Linked DNA regions of Homo sapiens: region 1 is linked to region 2. Evidence: chromatin loops called from intact Hi-C (ENCODE). Cell type or tissue: mesothelial cell of epicardium. All regions are shown on one strand.

Evidence for each region. Hi-C counts contacts between places; a loop is a spot of excess contacts. Peaks named below come from ENCODE experiments on the same cell type or tissue, not always from the same donor. Only the 100,000 strongest peaks of a DNase experiment are listed, where the experiment ranks them.
Region 1: it touches region 2 in a loop (24-fold over the local background); 35 of 110 quality-filtered maps call a loop at or near these places.

Annotation. Positions count from the first base shown.
Region 1 is chr10:92,883,727-92,886,226 of GRCh38, reverse strand. The region is part of intron 1 of EXOC6 (exocyst complex component 6); the gene reads right to left. Among named protein-coding and RNA genes, the nearest start is that of EXOC6, 36 kb to the right of the region's middle. In mesothelial cell of epicardium, CTCF peaks have their summits at 954 and 1,156 (motif pointing left); no DNase peak of the experiment used is centred here.
Region 2 is chr10:93,362,664-93,365,163 of GRCh38, reverse strand. MYOF (myoferlin) reads left to right here. Exons shown (of 54, transcript NM_013451.4): 27 at 1,089-1,203. Among named protein-coding and RNA genes, the nearest start is that of MYOF, 120 kb to the left of the region's middle. In mesothelial cell of epicardium, no CTCF peak of the experiment used is centred here; a DNase peak (open chromatin) is centred at 1,122.

The sequences.
Region 1 (2,500 bases), 480 kb after region 2:
TTTGAAATTCTGATTTGTAGGAACAGAAAGGAAATGCTGTTAAGCAGTACTCACTCTTTGAGCCTAGTTGGTTTATAGTTATATCTACCTAATTCATATATGAATGTGCTAGATTTATTGCCATTCTAAATTTTGAATCAATAAACAATTTTAACAAAAATAATTTTTCGTTCTTTCAGTCTCCCAAAATTTTATAATTTCTATTGTTAAGTCTAATCAAGTTCCTGTAAACAAACACACACATATTTATATGCTAGAACCAGCAAGAGCGAACATTAGAAAATTAGTAAACTTTCCATTCTCCCACATCCAATAAGAGTATACCTTAGTGCTCTATATATAGATAATGACACATCAATGTAAGAGAGTTCAGGACAAAGGTAAAATAAATAAATAAATAAAATAAAATTTGTTTAAAAGTAAAAAAGAGGGGGGGGTTAGCTCAGTCATCCCTTCCAAAAGCTTAACACAATAAAATGTCTAATTCTGGCAAAATTTAATGCAACTCAGACAGAAGTACAGATGCAAAATCATTTTTAAAAGAAGAGATGGCTGGGCACAGTGGCTCACGCCTGTAATCCCAGCACTTTGGGAGGCTTAGGTGGGTGGATCACAAGGTCAGGAGTTCCAGACCAGCCTGGCCAATATGGTGAAACGCTGTCTCTACTAAAAATACAAAAATTAGCCAGGCGTGGTGATGCACACCTGTATCCCAGCTACTTGGGAGGCTGAGGCAGGAGAATCACTTGAACCCGGAAAGCAGAGGTTGCAGTGAGCCAAGATTGCGCCACTGCACTCCAGCCTGGGCAACAGGGAAAGACTCCCATCTCAAAAAAAAAAAAAAGAGCTGACTTTAACCTTCATGTGAACAGAGAACAAATATGGCTTATGCCACACTAAAGATTTTACTTACATATTTTAATTTTAGCAACTCGGAATGTATAAAAATACTTTGTGTCTCAAAAATATAGCTAAAAAAATTTTAAGTATCAAACACATTTTCTATCTTCATTATATCAACCCTTGAAAACCAAAGTTTTCAAAGTTTAAATATGAGTTAACTCGCTGTAACTGATTATAAATTGGCTTTAGGGAATTTAAACAAAGTATCTTGCAGAGATACTTTCTTGAATTGTGTGTTTAGGGCTCCACCTAGTGGTAGTAAAATAAATACAAAAAGAAAGATAAGACATTAAAATGTTAAAATTGGTTCACTAGAAATTAATGCTTTTATCATCAAATCAAATGTCTTAACTGAGAAACTACGGCCACTTGAATTTTTTGGAAAGATGCTATATTCTGTAAATAAATGACTTAGTAATCAAATTCCACAGTATTTTTTTTAAGGAAAAGTTCCCTTTCTGATGAAAAACCAACATTCACGATGTATTATTGTGAAAAAAACTCATCACTTTTTATATATTTTTTGTTAAAAAGCATGTAATATCCTTACACTATTTTGGGTATCTTTTTAATTCACTGCAGTCTTCATTGTAAAGAATAAATCCATTACAACTGTGAAGAAAATAAAATGTATTTACTCTTTTTTACTAAAATAATGTCTACACTTTGAGGAAAATCTGATATAATCTCAAAGTATCTAATTCTAATGTCCCGAAATTACTTATATTTGCTAGAATAGTATTGTTTCTTTTCTAGACAAAATAAAAATGGCTTTTCTCTGTCCCAGAATGCTTTGTTCACTAACAGAATACATATACTGGTTGCATAACCATAAAAGAGCATGGTCAGGGGCTACATCTGCATAGTGTATAATTTGAGAAAGTACCTAGAGCAATTGCCATTAAAATGCTAGTCACTGGCTGACTTTCCCATGTATTTTACTAAATGTCAATCAACTGCTTTTAAGAAAAAACAAAAACTAGCAAGAAAATGGACTTCCAAATACTGGAAAACTAGAAGCAGAAATATTGTTCAGGAATCCCTGGGCATTGACACTGCTTGTGTCAACTGACACCTTTTGGTGTCAAAGCTTTCTACAAACCTTTATCAGAAAACAAAACTTTAGGCCAGGCACAGTGGCTCAAGCCTGTAATCCCAGCACTTTGGGAGGCCAAGGCAGGTGAATCACTTGAGGCCAGGAGTTTGAGACCAGCCTGGCCAACATGGTGAAACTCTGTTTCTACCAAAAATACAAAAAAATTAGCCAGTTGTGGTAGCACACACCTGTAGTCCCAGCTATTCGGGAGGCTGAGGCAAGAGAATCACTTAAACCCAGGAGGCAGAGGCTGCAGTGAGCCAAGATCGCACCACTGCACTCCAGCCTGGGCAACAGAGCAAGACTCCATCTCAAAAAGAAAAGAAAAGAAAAGAAAAGAACAAAAAGAAAACAAAACTTAACTCTTTTACCCCTGACAAAATACTATCAGTTACTTCTGACTTCCTTTAATGCTTTTTAATGTCATTTTATACCTTTTCAAACACTAACCTATTTTCTGCCAGTTTTTCAAATGATACATTAGCCTTAAGTTTGCATTTC
Region 2 (2,500 bases):
ACTGCTCTCTTAAGACCCAAACGTGCTTGCTTGCATGTGATTGCTTTCAATTCAGGCAGCTTGCTCTGGGTGGAGTTGGGGGAAATTGGTGAGGGAAAGGAAAATGGGGTTTGAATTGGCTGGAAGGAAGGAAGGTTAGTGAGGACAGGGAAAGGGTAGGGAAATTGTGATAGAAAAAGCAGAAGGTCAAAGCATGTCAGGGCTGGATGGAATCCTACAGGCAGCAGCCAGGGCTTTTATTCTCCTTCTTTGAGGCCCAGAGACGTGATGCCCAATTCATATAAGTGATTGGGACTGTTTGTTTTTTTGATTCCTTTCCTGTGCTGGATTCTAGGGGAGAATACAGCAGAGAAAAGATGCAGAAACAATAAAGGGAAAAAAAACCCTCATTTGAGTAGGTACCTGGCAGAAGACTTGAGTCAAAGTTGGAGCCTCTGTAACTTTCCTCTGCGGGTTGTCCAAAGAATTCCAAATCCAAGAGGAAAATTAACATGGCAGAGAGTCAGTATGGATTTCCCAAATGCCCAAATGGAGTTTGGAGTCTGAAATGACCTGGTTTGGCTGTCTACCTAGGAACTCTCCAGAAAACTTAAACTCCTCCCTTCAGTTTGTGTTATGTAGACCAAGCAAGCCACATGTGGCTTCATGAGACCGTCTACACTCTGTTTTAAAAAATAGTGGGGACAGCTCCCTTTTCTTTTGAACTGTTAGCCAAGAGTTTCATTGAGATAAAGCTGAGCAGCCCGGAACTGAAACAGAAACATGGAAGGCGTTGTCTGTGGTCTCTGTAAGAAGCTGCCCACAATACTGTTTTCCCAGACCCCATCCTCATTACTGAGAAGGAGCAACCTTGTTAATTTGAGGAGTTCTTTATGATTTAGGTCACATTGTTCCAGCAGGCTCTTTCTTCAAAGGAATGTCAAAAGCGATTAGTACAAAGAGGAATTTGGAGTCAGAACCAACAGGGGTAAAGCGAGGAGGGAAGTGGTGCCACTCCCAGGGTGTAGATGCTTCCTGAGTGTTGGCAATCGCCGAGGCTGCCGGTTACCCGGTCTCCTTGGGTAACTTGAGCCCTCCCCGCCCCACAGCTTGCTGACTGAGGCAGATGCAGGTCACACGGAGTTCACTGATGAAGTCTATCAGAACGAGAGCCGCTACCCCGGGGGCGACTGGAAGCCGGCCGAGGACACCTACACGGATGCGGTGAGTGGCCTGCTCCGGAGAGAAACTCTCACCTGTCACCTCTGATCGTGATCTGCGGGGAACCCAGCAGCCACCTGGCTTGGGCTTTAACCTCTCCTCCGCTCCATCTTATGTTCTGAAGAGTCTTCCACTTATAGCTTAAGCCACACAAGTGCCACAATAAGTATTTTCTTTAGAATAGAAATGAGGCCTATTTAACTCGATGTTGGAACATGGTATAGTTTGGATTGTGCAAATTTTTTAGGTAAATTTTTATTATTATCTAATTAGGGTTCTGTTGTTGTTTGAGGGTTTTTTGAGATAGGCTCTTTCTGTTTCCCAGGCTGGAACGCAGTGGTGCGATCATAGCTCACTCTAACCTCAAATTCCTGGGCTCAAGCAGTCCTCCTGCCTCAGCCTCCCCAGTAGCTGGGACTACAGGCACATGCCACCATGCTGGACTAATTTTTTATTTTTTTGTAGAGATGGGTTCTTATTATGTTGCCCATGCGGGTCTTGAACTCCTGGCTTCAAGCAATCCTCCAGCCTCAGCTTCCCAAAGTGCTGGGATTATAGGCATGAGACACCAAGCTCAGCCTAGTTTTTAATAGTATAACAAATGAAATGTTTCTGTCTTTAAAAAATCCAAGCAGCATTAAAGGAAATCAAAAGTAATTATTCTCCCCAATCCATATTCCACTCCCCAAAGATAACCATTGATGTCTGTTTTCTGTTCATAAACAAGGATATAACTTCCTTTTTCCCTGCCTAAATAGAATTGTGTTGCACACACAGTTTCATAGCTTGTATTTTTCACTTAACAATATATCTTGGACATTTTTTATGTCAATGCATATAGATCTATGAGCTTTTAAAAAATGGTTGCAGAATGTTTTATTATATGTACCTACTATAATTCATTTAATCCCCTCTTTCTGGGCATTTAGGTGCTTTTGGTTTTGAGTCGTTGGTTTTTATAAGCAATGTAACAGTGAACATCCTTAAACATACATTTTTGTATGTTTATGAACGTTTATCTGTAGGGAAGATCCTTGCATTTGGTTGGTCTAGGTTTAAATGCATATAAAATTTTGATAAAATTTTATAACCTTCAAAAAGGTTTTATAAATTCATATTTTCAACAAAATTACAAGAAGCCCATTTGCCTAAATATTCATCATCCCGCTTTATAATCTTTGCCACATGAATAAGTGGTATCCTGTTATTTCAATTTTCACTCTCTTAATTTAAAGTAAAGCTGAGTATTTTTTCATGTTTATGGGCCGCCTTTATTTCCTTTACTTAGGAACTTTCTTTT